Linked DNA regions of Mus musculus: region 2 is linked to region 1. A link is a loop called in an ENCODE intact Hi-C map of the cell type or tissue named here. Cell type or tissue: heart. All regions are shown on one strand.

Region 1 (8,000 bases):
GTTTCTGGAATGTTTATCCCATGTGATTGCTGGTTCGGAATGTGGAGATTTCAGATTTTCATACATGCATGAGTATTTTGCCTGTATTCAATGTGCAGGCCTGGTGGTGAAAGAAGCCAGAGGACAGCACGGGATCCCCTGCAACAGTTGTGAGCCACCATGTGGGTGCTAAGAGTGGAGCCCAGGGACTCCAGAAGAGCAGCCAGCGTTCTTAATTGTGGAGCCCTCTCTGAAACCTCTGGAATGTGAGACTTATTATTGCATGGAGGCAGAATTAACACAGAGAGACAGCCTAGTGACTCTGTGTGGGGCAAACTGCAAGCTTTAAGTAAAAGGAGTGTAATTCTCCAACATGCTGGACACACGTTTGACACGAGGTATGGAGCCTTCGGTTAGTGAACACATCACTGGATACTGTCAGTATTCTGCCCGAGCGGTGACACCACTCAAGGAGGAATCACAGAGGGAATATTTTTGGTGGCAGCTGCTCACATATTAACCATGTGAAGTATGCAACATATTCTGTAATATGTAGAAATGTATTATTTTGGAGAAAAGGTTTTAGGCTTCAATATCAGTTATTTTGTTTTTATATTAATAAAATATACAATTCCATATCCAGTTCCAAAACGCATTTGGAAGTGGATATGGAAAAATGTGGCTTTTCTACTGTTTCTGTGGCATTATTAAATCTGTAAAGACAACTATTGTGATATCTAAGGTTCCTCAAAGTCGGTGGTGTAGTAGTTCAGACCACTGCTGTCCATGGGCATTATGGTTAAACCACATTTGTAGTTTGACTTTTTCTAGAAGGCATTTTTAAGAACAACATTGAAAAGTAGTAGGCAAATTTTGTTTCATATTTCCTTTACATTTTATAGAAAACACCACAGCATGCAAGATGTAACTTACTGTGAACCATTTTACATGCTATCTTAGTCAGGGTTTTTATTCTTCACAAACATCATGACCAAGAAGCAAGTTGGGGAGGAAAGGGTTTATTCGGCTTACACTTCCATTCTGCTGTTCATCACCAAGGAAGTCAGGAATGGAACTCAAGCAGGTCAGGGAGCAGGAGCTGATGCAGAGGCCATGGAGGGATGTTCTTTACTGGCTTGCTTCCCCTGGCTTGCGCAGCCTTCTCTCTTATAGAACCAAGACTACCAGCCCAGAGATGGTCCCACCCACAAGGGGCCCTTCCCCCGTGATCACTAATTGAGAAAATGCCTTTCAGTTGTATCTCATGGAGGCATTTCCTCAACTGAAGCTCCTTTCTCTGTGATAATCCCAGCTGTGTCAAGTTGACACAAAACTAGCCAGGACACATGCTATTTACAGTGCCTTTGCAGTCTGACTGATACAGTAGGTATGCAGCCATCCAGTTTGGATCTGCCATTCAGTGGCCAGTGGCTTTGTCTCTAGGTCGCACAGATGTGGTCTCTTTGCACCTGACTTGCCCAGGTCAGAGGCACATAGGTACAGGTGTTGGGTGGTGTGATTCCCTCTTTGATCCCTGTGCTGAAATAAAACCCAGATTAACACGTGAGCGTCCTGAAACATTCATGCTCACAATAAAAGACTTATTAGAAATTATCACTCTTTGGCAAAATTATACCTATGTGTCTTTTTTCTTGGTTATACCATACTGCCAGACATCTAGTGCTGCTTACTCTGCTCATACGTGGAAGAGCAAGTGGACTCGGCCACTTCTGCTGCACGCACCCCTACTATGGCTCCTTGTGCAATAGCCTGTGACCTCTGCCCATCTGGGTCTTGACTCAGAGAAACTAGGCGAGACCATCCAGCTCACTGTTAGCGATTCTAGTGTCTTGTTAAAAATCTTCAATTAGATTGACATTTGCCCTTCATTTCACACTTCCTGTTCATTTGGCTTTCCTAGATTAAGAGTAGTAGATGGCCCCTAATTCTGAACGGGTAGGACTGCAGGTCAGAAATTATAGAAAAAAGACAAATTAGACAGGACCATGGTAGGGCCTAGTTGATCATGTGAAACCCTGTCCTCCCTTGATTTCTGTCCCCCACCCCCGTATTTTCCCTTCTACGAGAAAGCACATGCTATGACTTCTGCATGCATTTATCAGTAGAAGGGAGTGGATAGATATCCAAATATCTATACTTTATTTTGTCTTTATTTTTTTCTTGCTTAGTGATAATCATATTTCTTCAGATAGTGTGGTAAGTTATACAATTAAAATTAAATCATAGGTTAAAAGTTAAGGATATAAAGCACTAAAAGGAAATGGTAGTTTACTTCTTCCTTGGCATCTGTGCGTGACTTGTTTCAAGAGTCCTTATAGATACCAACTTGTCTGATGCACAGTCCTTGATATAAAATGATGTAACATTTCTGTGGGGACCTACATGCATTCTTGTATATACCACACACCATCTTTAGACTTGGCCCCCTTATGCTATGGAAATAGCTTCGTTTTTAGGGAAACGTGACCAGAAGGAAACGTGCACCTGCAGTGTAGACATGAATGTTTGCTTGGAAACTTCAGTCCAAGCAATGACTTAAGTCATTGATAAGGAACCTCTAGACACAGAGGGCTAGGGATGGCTGTACCTGTCCACTGTTGTGCCTTGCTTTTCTGTGAGAGTGGAGGGATGTACGTACCATTCTCCACCAAGGTGGGCTTCGTTCTTTTCTGCCTGTTCTGTCAGAGGAAAATGTCAGTTCACTGTCATCCACACTCCTCAGCCCTGTCCATTGTCAGTGCACCGTGGAAGGCAAATATCACTCGGTGTCCTTCTGTGACAGCTCGAGCTGAGAGCAGGCAGGTGGTGGCAGCATTGGCCAGCTGCTGCTGCTGCATCGTGCCTGCTCAGGCAAGAGGCAACGCAGGAGGACTCAGTTCTCAAGCTGCCAGTCCTGATGGTCCTGAAGGGCAGAGCGGGGAAGCTGGGAATGTGTTGGTTCAGTCTGGATAATGTTCTTCACCAGTGGGAGGAAATAATTGGAATGGGACTAGTGGGCTGGCACAGATAATTTGGGGGAACATTAAAGCCGGATAAAACAGAGAACCTATTTGAGAGCCTGTAATCTGAAATCTGGGATCGTGAAAAGAGCAGGCTTCTGATAACAACCTGGGAGGTCGAGCCCTCCCCACTCCCCCAGCTTTGAGGCCTGAAGATCCTTTGCATACTTTTGTTTTGCTTTTATAAGGACAAGCACGTAGGACGTTACCCGTGATCCCCCAATTTTCCTGCTATGGCAGCACATTTGTGCCCATCTCTTTTGGATGGCCTGTTTCAGTTGCAGGAAAGTTGACTCCTGGTTTTATCTATGGTTTACAAAAGACAGACTTCCCGGTGTGAAGACAGGCAAGGGTATGGTAGTTTGCATTTCTTAGTTGTCAGGCATGTGCAAAGCAAGGTCTGCACGTCCAGTAGAGAAAATGACACTGGCATGCAGTCACCGTTACTCTCCACTTTACAGAAGAGGAAGGGGTGTGCTTAGTGACTGGTCCACTCACTCCAGTACCCATGGGAGCTTGGTTCCAATGCCAGCGTCTCCTTCTGGATCCTGTGCTCTCTGCCCCGCTACGGTGCTGCCTTATGCTGTCATATGCATGCACAGGCACAAGCAGATACGTCCACGTACATAGTACACAAATGCGCATCCAGTTTGTGTGTAAAGACATCTTCGTGTGAAAGTCTGAAGAAGTGTACTTTGTCCTTGAAGATGAGGGTACAAGATCCTCAAAGTCCCCAAGGCTCTGTGTAGAGCTGAGTGCAGATGAAGCCCATCCCTTGGGAACCACTCTTTTAGAAAGCAAGACAGCAGCTAAGCCTGAGAAGATTTGATTGGCAGCTGCCAAACCCATCACAGGCAGTCGCAGGACTCCTTTCTTGGTGGCTAATCCTCTTGCTTTTCCATCTCTTTCAGTGTGAGCTTTCAAGTGACTTAGAGTTTTTCTTTGTAGGCTCATGTTCAGAGGCGGTTGTTTGATGTTCGCTTTCGATCTCTGTTTCGTTTCCTCACAGAGTATTTTAAGACTTATCAGACTAGAATTGTGTCTGCTGTGGGTGGTGAAAGCTTCCATGCTAGAAACACATCCCTGGGTTTGTGGGAGATTGGCCTAACTGTTTACCAGACAGAGGCTCTCTCAGTTTCTTCCAGACATACCAAGTTACAGTCCCGGGGCCGGGCCTCAGGCAGTGGGCATCTGTACTCTGTTCCAACCTTCTTTCCCCCTGCCTAGAGAACACTGGTACCAGTACAGCCTCTAGCCAGCAGGGGGCTGCTTTCATCCCTCATTACTAGACAGACAGCAGACTGGATTCCTCCACTGCCCCAAGGTTTTCTTTACCTCACCTTTAATGCCCTGTGTTTTGTTGATGGACAAGAAGATGTCTTTCTCAGCTCTCTCTTCTATTACTGCTGTGTTTACAGTAAGATCAGATGTTGTAAGGGTGAACTAATATAAATATCTTCCCAAGGAAAGAGAGATATAGGCAAATTAAAATAAGAACAATCTCTCATTTAAATCTAGAAAAATAAAAAGAGTGAGGACGGGCGACTCAGAGAAGTTTGGGGGGGGAAGCATCCAATATTCTTCTCTGGATGCATTGTTGAATTAGATTCTGAGTTCTATTGCATGTCTGCAGCTCTGGTTTCTCTTAGTGCTGTCTGCATCTGTGTTTATCATTCTGGATGCTTGTGACCTTTCTATGACCCTCCACAAGCTTCCTACAGTTTCCCAGTTCTTTCAGCTTTCATTGTGCTTAGCTGTGCTTTTAGTAGCAAGGAAACAGTGTTTGGCACAGCCACGAGAGCCGACTTATCACCTGGACCACTTGACTGGCACGGTGTGAGCAAAAAGAGCTAAAGAAATCCAGGTCACAATCTAAGGATGGTCCAGGAATGGCTTCTTAACACTTAGGAAGATCTGTGTTTGTAGTGTGTCACATGTAGTGAATTTTGGAGCTTTCTCTACATCCAGAGATGTCAAAAATCACATATTGCTGCCTCTAAGATAGTCAGGCCATTCCCAGTACCAGGTTTGGTATTATTGAGTTAGTAGTTTTTCGGTTTTAGAAACGGAACTTAGGGAGGTCTTGGGGCATGCCAGCAGGAGATTTCCCATTGAGCTACACCCCACTCACCTCTTTATTTTGTTTTGTCCTGAGATAGGGCTTCACAAATTGCCTAGGTTGGCCTCACTCACCATCCTCCTCCCTCAGCCTCCTGAGAAGTTTGGAACTGTGAGCTTGTGCTGGTAGGCCTTGCGATCCTCACCTCCTTATGAAAACTTATTCCTCTGCGGCACTAAAAATGCTGGCCTCACTAACTGGTGTTAGTCTTACCTCGTTATGAACGGCAGTTCTCATGTATAAATGATGCGATGCTAATGCCGCTCTATCATTCAACTCCCTTACAAAGTGGAAACTAAAATTAAACTATCTTACGGAGTCTTTTTATGTTGGCATATAGTAATGGCTTCGTCTTGACATTTTTGAAGTTCAATAATGTGATGTTGCTCGGGGATAGCATAGAGATTGTAATCAGTGTACCATCCTCTGCCAGCGTGAACTCTGAGGGCAGCCATTTTGTCTTATCCAGCATAGCCCAGCTCATTAATCTCGTTATTTCAGCCGTTCTGCTCTGTTGTGCATGTAGTTGGTGGTGCTCATTAAATGCAGTGCTAGCATGTTGTTAAAAGAAAACCCCATGACACTCATACAAGTATAGACTAAAACATGTCACTGTTTTGCTGAGCTCTGGAATGGAACACTTAAAGGATAAGGCTCATCTGTCAGAGAATAGGAGAAGAATTTTAAGTGGCTTATAGTAGGATTTCCCCCCCCCTCCGCCCCAAATTTGGGGTAGAATGGGTTAATATGCAACCGGAACTGAAGTCATAACCTTTAACATAATCTCTTCTTGACATGTGTCATCTGTACTTCCACCATGTAAGCCATAGTTGAAAATTATTAGGGAGACCTATGTATGGAACGTGGGTCTGTGTGACATCCTAAAGACATGTAGGTTTCTTTTTTGCTATGCTGAGGTTAGGAGCTGTTTGTTTGTATTGTAATATGGCTAAATTCAAAGGATTTTTTTCTTCTAGAACACAGATTAAGCGGGGCTTGTGATCCTAGTATGTACTTTCTGTTTAGATTTATCTGAGACATTAAGTCCATGCACAGTCTTGTCTCCATAGTGAATCATAAAAGAGATTTTTAGGGACAATTAGGAAAACTACGAGTTTCCAAAATGATGCTGTGGAGGGTGGTCATGCAACGAGGGCCTGTATCGGCCATAGACCAGTGTTCAGTCTTTAGATGCGTTGTGGTTTAAGCTGTACACGGCCCTGTGAAGTAGGTCTCATTATCTCATTTTGAAAATCAAATAAATTAGTCTCTGTAAAGTTATGCAGCTTAATCAAGGTTCTGTAGCCTGTATGAGCTGCATTGGAATTTAGTCTGATTCTGAGTTTTATATTCTCTCTGGTACTCTGTTCTATTACCCCATCTAAATGACCTTAAATTCCCCTAAATTTTAAAGTATCATTCTAGATAAACATGCAGATTTATGAGTCCCCATTTGATTATATAATAAAGCATGCATAAAGTGGTCTTTTTTCCTATTTAAGGTTTGACCATTTTGAAAGCACTTGAAGTAAGCAGGCTTTCTGTTGTCTGACCACTGTATTAAACATGTGTTTTAAGCATTCTGACCTTTCCAAGCCTCCTCAATTTCCTTCCTGGTGACTTATTGTCTTTCTCTTCTCCCTTCTGGCCCCCAATGTGTCTGTAGGTGGGCTGGATCCTCTCCATCCTGGACGAGCTGCAGCTGAGCCCACAGCCTCCTGTGGGGGTGCTTCCACTGGGGACTGGGAATGACCTGGCTCGGACGCTCAACTGGGGAGGGGTAAGAACTGGAGGCGGCTGCCCTTAGCATAGAGGAGCAAGCCAGACCTGCAGATCACTCTGTGCTCGCCCCTAGAAGCAGTAAGCTACTGCTGTCAGAGGGACAAGTTAGAAGTGGGACTCAAATGGCCTGTTTCTTTGTCATTTCTTCACTTTAGACTTAGAATCATCCAGGGAGGAGGGGTTGAGTGTGAAGAAAACACATGGTTAGTGCACAGATAGGTTGAGTGTTGAAGTATCTACCAGGGCATGGCCAATGGGTCAGTCTCAAGTGGTCATGAGAAGCAGTTCTGCCAATCTCCGGTCACCCTGACCCTCAGCCCTGGCCATAATGGCAAATCTGCTTTAGAATTAAGGCTTATCCTTTGAATCAGTCACTACTTCTTTTGAACATGGAGGTTTACTGATGATCCTTATTGTAGCTTTGATGAGACTGGTATCTTGATTGTCCCTCCCATTGCGTACCATTCTCTGGAAGGTGTGAGGGAAGCCCCACCTGTTGCTAACTGGCCATTTCATGTATATATCTATCTTGTACTAAACTAAAAGAAGCCACCAGACACTAACATGCCAGCCCAGAAGCTATTGGTACTAAAAGCTGATGGAGGCAGTCATTTCTATTCAGTGGTGTAGTCCCTGGTAAATAGCTCAGCCCCAGTTAATGACCCCACATTCACACTCAACCAGGGAATTCCAGTTTAGCTCAGTGAACCATTAAGAAGAAGATGTGGGAGCTGAAGAGGGATAGTTGTAAGGAGGAAGCTTTGATGAGGAGGGCATGAAAACAGGTAACAGGATAATAGGGGAATATGATCAAAATACAGTATATAGGTGTACGAAATTGTGGGAGAATAAATCCAAATATTCTTTAAAAAATAATTAATGTCCATTGCTAGCTCCCTAGATCCCTCTTATTAGGTTTTTGCTTGACATCTGTTTCATATGACAAGGATCTTCATGGTCACTCTATGTGACAGATCCATAGCAGACACTGATTTGGCCCTTAACCGAGTTAACTTATCTTTTGTTATTCTTGTTATATTTTGCCTTACCTTTTTCTCTTTTTAAGTGGCTGGTATAAAAATAAATGTACTACCCAAATC
Region 2 (8,000 bases), 65 kb after region 1:
ATGTTTATTATCATTTACTATAAAAAAATAAACATAAGCAGCTGTCTTGTGTTTGAGAAAGTTCTTTCAACCAATGAAACTAATGTATTCTCATGGACCAAAAGGAATACATTGATCCACAGGAGGAAATGATAACAATTAAGTTTGTTTTCATTCAGCTCAGGCCAAGGATTAAACCACTTGAAGATGTGACTTAGGACAAATGCACATAATCTAGGCAGGTGGACAAGAGGCCTCCGGGAACTTGGTGCTTCCTGATTAACTAATGAAAACCTGTCCTGGGCTGGCCTGAAGGAGTTCTTTCAGCACAACTTACCTGCTTCTTTCCAAGGCAGCTCACAGGCAGCTTAAGTTATACCATCCTTTAACTGAGTGGTGCTTCCCAAGGCTCCTCAACAGAATGAGAAGGCTCAACTTGGTCCTGTTTACTGTAGATGCCTCGTTTGTACTTTTAAGTACATTTTCCAGCTTTGACTGCTACAGACATAGTTACCACTATTTTATTTTGTAGCACTAACATGTTCTCATTATTTTTCACTACTTGTGTGTCTAATTTATTACACAACAAAACACAGTTATTTGAACTTTTGGCAAACTAATAGCAAATATTACTAGGAATGTTTCCCAGAGCCTTTTATCCCCCTAGTCCTTTGTTCTTACCTAAATTGCAGTTACATTAGGTTTCTAGAAAAGGACTCTTCAGATACTTTTTGTGTATTTCTGGTTTATAAACAAACCTCTTCTTTTAACCCACAGGAGATTCGATCACCCCCAGTCTCTCCAGGACCCTTTCTCATTTTCCAGTTCTGCTCCAGCACTATATCTGACCACTTGCTTTTTGCCTTGCAGTCCCCAGTCTGTCCCAGATCGCCTGAGGATCCGTGTGAACAAAATCAGTTTACAAGACTATGAAGGACTCCACTATGACAAGGACAAACTCCGGGAAGCTTGTAAGTTACTAGTGCCCGAGGGGCACTTGGTGAGTCTCTTTGGTCTTGGTTCCTCCATGTTTTGATGGGTAGAGTCATTGGTCCTCCTGTCTGAAAACTGCAGCTGGAGAAGGGAAGAGGGAAGTGCACGTGACAGGGGAGCTCCTGGTGATGCTCTGTATGAGCCAAAGGAAATGGGAACAGTGAAGGGAAAAGGTAGAGCTGGGTGTTCTGACATGAGTGCTCTTGGATTACATACCTCTGTAGTCTTAGCTTTATCTAAAACGAGATCTGCAGAAGGTTGACACAGAAACATCTAGAAACTTAGGAATCTCCACAGGTTTCTTTGTGGAGCTTGCTTTGTGCTCTGGATCATCAGTGGAGTTATCTGGACAAGCCCACCAGTCCCTTCAGCTCCTATATTGTTGTAGGATGTCACACCAAAGACCGTGATCCTGGAATGTCGAGACAATAGGGTGATTGGTTATATTATAATGCAACACTGTTTCTGAAGTTGTAGTTTGAGTCAACCTATGAATTACGTCAATGCTTAACTTCCTTGTATATCCTTGAATGCATAGCTAATTGTTAATGTATGTCAACAAACAGTACTTACTGGATATGGTGTATATTCTGACCGCTACTTTAGATCAGTTTCTACACCATGATCGATGTTTAGACATCATTGGGCAGAATATATAATACATTGCTATCATAAGTACAACATGTATTTAAGGTTCTGGGTTAAGATACCCCTTACTTGTGGGAACCAGTAGTTAGATGCAATAAAATGGGGTAAGGAAAGACCAGTGCTCAAGAAAACAGACATGAGTGTCACTAGAAAGAAGGGACTTAATGAAACCAAAGCTTCGTCAAGCCCACTATCAATTGGCTCACTGTAGACCTGAGTTGTAAGAGGCCAGTAGTTAAAATGAGGGAAAACGATGCTGGATAGGGAGAGCAGCAAGGCTTCCTGGGAGAGTCGCTTCCTGGCTCTGCTCACTTACAACTGAACTGGCACAAGCTTTATCAGATGGAAGACCTTTCAGTTGAGAGTTGGTTTTTTCTGGTATCTGCAGACGGCAGTGAGCCAGGGGCCTTTCCGGGTAGGTTGTTCACTGAGCCTCTGGGAAGTTGTGTGAGGAGACTCCTTTTTTGACTCTCTCACCTGCTTCAGTGAGCATCCTCTTCCACAGACATCAGTACCTTACAGTTCCCACAAACTCTGTCCCGCCCTCTCCTCTTCTTTGGCAGGAAAGTGTGAACTGAAGGACAGAAGCCATTCTCTGAGTCTCTGCATTTCTTCCTTTTGTTAAGAATCCACTATGAACTATGTTTTCTAATATAAATGAGGGTATAAATGATAGATTAGTACAAAGTCCAATTTAACCCACTGACAGAGGAATAAGCACACGTATTGAGGAGGTATAGCTACAGTTGGACTAAGTTGACTTTCTGAAACTACTCACAAAGAGCAGCCTTCCGTGCCTCCTCTTTTCACAATTCCGAACTAATAGCTTCTGATTATTAAAAACACTAATAGCTTCCAATTATTAAAAACCAATAAAAGACAATGCATCTCAAGGCCGGTTTTGCAGCTTATCATCTGCTCTGGAGAGCTTGGCTGGGGGTAGGGTACATCTGAAGATTTTGGCTGACAGGAATTTGGAGGCTTATCTGTAACGTTCAATTATCCGTGTTATCTCCTCTGGGCCTGTATCTCTCCATTGTTGCTGGAGGTAATTGTGATTTGAGTTTTTCCAGGAAGATGACATTTCCTGGCAAGGGCTTTCTTGACTCATCCTATCTTAAATAATAAAACTTCTGTCCAAGCAAACTTCTTAAATTGGGAACAGTGATTTGGCATGAGCCCAGGACAGATAAATTCAGCGGTATCTCTGGAAGCCAAGAGAATGAGGGAACTCTTAGAGGGGAACAGAAAGGAATTATATTAAAGATCTGAGTTTGAAAGGAAAATCAATTGGGAGGAAAAGCTGCTAAGTCAGCCGTTCCGCTTTTAACGAATGGCGGTGATGCTTGGAACCTGCAGGCGCGCAGGGAAGCTTAACTCTCGAGGCTAAGGATTTACTGACCCCTGCTCCTTTTGCCTTGCACAGAGTCTACCATGCAACTGAGTACAGATCCACAGAATGGCTGACAGAGCTCAAGCTGAGTATGAGTGAAGGCCAGTTCAAGTTCATATGTGATGTGCACGCCAAAACACATATTATTTTAGAAGCACTAATTAAATGAACTTCCTGAAATACATCTAGATAGAAAGGGCCCCAGAAAATTGTACTCTGATCTGCATTCAGGAAAAACAAACAAACTGAGTCCAGCCAGAAGCATTCCTTTATTGGTAAAAAGTTTCAGCTGAGCAGTGGTAATGCTATTTAAAATAATAGTTCCTGATGACAGAGCTGAGTGATCTATCCAGGCTCCATGGGCTGTTTGCCACCACTGCATAATTGTTTCCTACACGTGTGTCTGGATGGTTGTTCATATTAGAGTACAGCCTTGGATGTTTGCTGGCTAGCACAGTCCTGCTGCCATCTTCAACTCAGGGCTTCTGGTAATCCAGTGTGCCATACTGTTCTGCTTATATCAACAGATGGAAACACAACTATACTATCTCAGACACTTTCTGTCTCTCTTCCATGAAGCTCCACCTCTCCCATGGGCCTATCCCTAATGTCTAAGCATAGGGTACTAAAATGCTCCATAGGCTCGCCCTCAGCACTTGTTGATAAATTTAGTTATTACTTAAAACTGTCTCTTCATTGCTTATGGTTTATTAGTTCTCAGGGTAAAGGTGATTTTCAAGATAGGAAGAGAGAGCACAAGGAAAAAGCTAAGCCAAGTCTCTTAGAGTGACAACAGAAATTCACTACCATTAACTAAATGAGATATTCAAATGATCCAGTAGTAAAGCACAAATGTAATTACACAGTCTATGAACCAAGACGCAGCTTTTGACATGGCTGTAGTTCTAGCTACCAGAGACTTAAGTGGACTTACACTTTGATGTGCATAATAATTTGCACCTGAATTTACCTGAATCCTACCCTGGCTTATTGCACTGCACTTTTGATGCCAGCTAACTCTACACATTTTTTTTTTTTATTCAGTAAATAAATACAACCTTTAATTCGTCTCCAAAAACCCACTGGGGAAAATGAGACAAGCTTTCTGGAGATACAGACCCCTGACTCAGGGCCCTGTGTGTTGTGCGTGGGAGGAGGGTGGGGTGCGGGGAGCTTTTACATCTGCGTGGTGACAAGCATCTTAAAGGAATTGATGGCAAAGGGAGCAGAAGCCCCCAAGTGGCAGGGGAGCTTTGGACTCAGAGGTCAGCCAGAAGACTGGAGGCAGTTTGGATTGGTAAGATGATTGAAAGAGGATCTCGGAGTTTTGTATTAAAGGGATGTGAAGCAAGGGAGGGGCCCTGTGTGAAAGGGTCTCATTTCAACACCAGTGGAGTTTCTGTGACAAAGGGTCCAAAGTGGGAAACGGTGAGCATGTCCAGGGAGAGGAACAAAGGTCTAAGGAGTCCACGTTTTCAAGAAACTGTGCAAGTGAGAGGGGCGGGTTTGGGGAAAGTGCTGACTGAAGGTTACCTTAAGAAAGGAGCCTCATGCCTGTGTCTCAGAGGGCTGCCTTGTCTGATCTCAGTGGGAGAGGATGCCCAATCCTGTAGAGACTTGATGCCTCAGGGAGGAGGGATGGTAGGGAGCACCCCCTCAGAAGGGAAGGGGAGGGAGGAGGGGGTGAAGAACTCTGGGAGGAGGGACTGGGAGGGTCAACATTTGAGATGTAAATAAATAAAATATTTTTTTAAAATGTTAAAAAGGAAGGAAGGAGGGAGGGAGGGAGGGAGGGAGGGAGGGAAGGAAGGAAGGAAGGAAGGAAGGAAGGAAGGAGCTTTATTGAGAGAGAGAACCTTATGATCAAGGCGAGCATGCAAGGGCTTGCACTGGGAGAGCATGAGAATGGAGCATCATGCTTGAGGCAGCATGGTTGGACTTGATGTAGGAGAACATTAGACGCGAATACATTAGGAAAAATGACTCCTAACAAGTGGAGAGCAAGGCAGAAGGGGCTGGCTTCCAGAGAAGTTCCTGGGATGCAGGTGGTACTGTGACTCTTGCAGCTTGCTTTTCCCCCACTGAGATCTGCATGTTCACATCAGGGCTTATCAGTCCTTTATCCCAAGAAAAAATTGGCAAGGATGTGTGGCCTGATTTCTGCAGGCCAGAGATGTGGTATTTTAGAGGGACCAGTATCTTGAAGTGGCAGGCTCATGTTCTAACATACACACACACACACACACACACACACACACACACACACACACACACACACACGAGACGGGAGGGGGGCATACAGAGGAATGGGATACAGGCATGGTTTTATAGGGAAGGAAAGAGGAGGAGGAGAAGTGGGCAGGGGATGATAGGTGTCAAATCTGAATTCCTGGCTTTTGAGCTGAGCTGGAAGATAGTAGGCAGGGGCTGCTTGTCTGATAGGGTGCTGTCAGCTATAGGTCTCTGAAGCAAAGGCTGCTATTCAGATTCCGTATCAGGAAGACATTGTCCACGTAAGGCAGTGTAGTATGTTAAATAATAGTCTGAGTCAATCTGAGTTGTCAGGCAGGCTACAGAGGAACTGTAGATTTAAGAATCAAAATTGTTATTTAAAGAATATTTACAGTATGAGTCAGGAGGCCCAGGAAGAGTTTTAGAATTAATTTTGAATTGAATTTATTAAGAAGGGATGAAGTAAATAGAAGAGATAATAACAGAACAGGGACATGGAAAGGTGTAGTTTTTAATATTTAAGGTAAGTGAGGAGAGGCAGTGGGAAAGAAATTGAAGAGTAAAGGTGGGTTTCAGTGGAGTCATTATGAGTGTCCCATAGAGCAGTTTAGAGTCCCCCTCACCAGGATCTCAAGTCACATGCAAGGGGATAGTAGAAGACTGTCCACTAGAAAGACTAAGATGACCGGGTAAGTTTAGCTTTGAACCTGTGACACTCTAGCTCTCCATACTCATTGTCGTCAGTTCTAGCAACCCATGTGCAGCTTTGTTTTATAACTTGCGTTATCTAAAGTTACAGTTTTCCCACTGGCCAAGCATTGCATTTTGGCCATGTGGTAAGTACTGTCTCGTGGTCAGCATGTCTGATAGCTTGTCCTAGAATCATATAAGGATGAGTCTGAGATATCAGATAACCAGATCTTCAGGAGAGGCAGAAGTGATTACCATAGCCCTGGAGGAGGAAACTCAGGGATCCTGAATTGCTGTGATAATTCATAAGAGTCTAAAATACAAACAAGTATTTGTTTGGACCAAATGAAGACAAAGGCAGGAGGGGGTAATGTTTGTTGCACATCAAGTGCACAATTAAGAAGCTTGTATATGCATCATTTCAGGGTAATGGATGCTGTGTGGATGCCTATAATGTATCATGCAAGCTTCCTCAGTATATTGGTTCAGACTAATGATATCAGGCCCACAGTCTAATTAGAGCATTTAGGCGTCCGTACTAATGGAATTTTCTTGGTAAGCGAGTTAGGGGAGACTGCCAGGAATGTTTGTGTTTGAATCTCAGTTGCAACCTTGGCCAAGTAATTTAATTTTTCTGATGATCAGATCTCTCATCTCTAAAATGAGAATATAATTGAAACCTTGTACAGTGCGGGGGCTGGGGGGGTGGTTTAAATGTAATCTTGTATATAAAGCCCCTGTTGCTGAACCTGACACATTACCGTGCTGTGTCAATCTGCAAATGTGAGGTGAGGCTGTTATTGTTAAGCAGCTTCACTGTCTGTCATCACATCACCCATGAGTCTTCAGGTCTGTGAACCAGGTTCAGGGGATAGTCTGACCTCAGACAGACTATGCAGCCCACCACCCTCCAATTCACTTTTTCCCCTTGAAGAACAGGCTGGAGGATACTGATGCCTTTGTTCTCAGGACCTCTTTCATAGAGCAATATTTTCACTTCTATTTTCATAAGGCCTGGGCATCTCTTTCCCATATGCTTTAGATCATTAGTCAATTTGGGGTCAAATACAGTGCAAACACAACGTAGATAATTAATATAATGAATTTTAAAAAGTAACTCTAAGCAAAACATCGATACACATTTCAGAAGATCAATCTGGGGAGTCAAATGATGTGAGTGTTTTCCTCTGCGGGGAATCAGGTAACTGCTTGGAAAGATTTTAATATTTGAATTCTCAGAACAGGAACCTTCAGATATGAGGCCAGGTGGGTCCTGACAAGATGGTGGGAAGAAAGTAGAACTGTAGTCACTCAAGTTGCTTCTATTACACTTCCTGCACAACGGTGTACTGGCATGATAAGAAGCTTAAACCCATGAAGCATGCGAGCGCCATGCTCATATGTGATTATCTGACCAGATAATTACAATTTCTCTTCCACCCCTGAGTTCCGTCTCCTAGATGCATCTTCTGACATAGCCTCGCTGAAATTTAACATTTTATTTCTTTACTTTTAAATTACCACTTAAGTTAGTAGGCTTCCTTATGGGACTTTCATACAACTTTGTGTTGATTGGCTGTCCCTGTCACCCATCTCTGTCCTTCACTCCCCTTCTCCCACTCTATGCCTGTTCCCTTCCATCCCCAGCACTCAGCCTCCCAAGTCCACAGGGTATGTGTTCTGTTGCCCTTCCCATATCCTATTCTGTGCAATCTCTTACCCCCTCGCATACCTTTATTCTCATTTCCACATAAATATGCACACATAAAAAAGAGAAGTTAGCACCCTTGTATGAGAGGAGGAAGGCAGTATTTGTTTTCTTGGGCCTGGGTTACTTTATCAATTCAGTACTTCCAGAATGGTTTGAGATTCATAAAGTTTCAAAAACAAGACAGATAATCCCAACTTTACATTAATTGTCACAATATATTTCTCAAAGACCAGTGCTTCTTTGCTATTAACTAAACCCTTAACTTAGACTTTCTGTTCCAAGATCCAATCTAGGGTACCACCTTTCCTGAATCTGGCACATCTACCCAGTGTCCTCTGGACTGTTACAGATTCT

The links. Peaks named below come from ENCODE experiments on the same cell type or tissue, not always from the same donor. Only the 100,000 strongest peaks of a DNase experiment are listed, where the experiment ranks them.
Region 2: it touches region 1 in a loop (2.4-fold over the local background); 3 of 42 quality-filtered maps call a loop at or near these places.

The regions. Positions count from the first base shown.
Region 1 is chr6:37,033,482-37,041,481 of GRCm38, reverse strand. It overlaps Dgki (diacylglycerol kinase, iota), which reads left to right. Exons shown (of 34, transcript NM_001081206.2): 13 at 6,785-6,898. Among named protein-coding and RNA genes, the nearest start is that of Gm52857, 130 kb to the right of the region's middle. In heart, CTCF peaks have their summits at 2,807 and 4,258 (motif pointing right); no DNase peak of the experiment used is centred here; H3K27ac peaks cover 334 bases.
Region 2 is chr6:36,968,097-36,976,096 of GRCm38, reverse strand. Dgki (diacylglycerol kinase, iota) reads left to right here. Exons shown (of 34, transcript NM_001081206.2): 22 at 850-950. Among named protein-coding and RNA genes, the nearest start is that of Gm52857, 69 kb to the right of the region's middle. In heart, no CTCF peak of the experiment used is centred here; no DNase peak of the experiment used is centred here.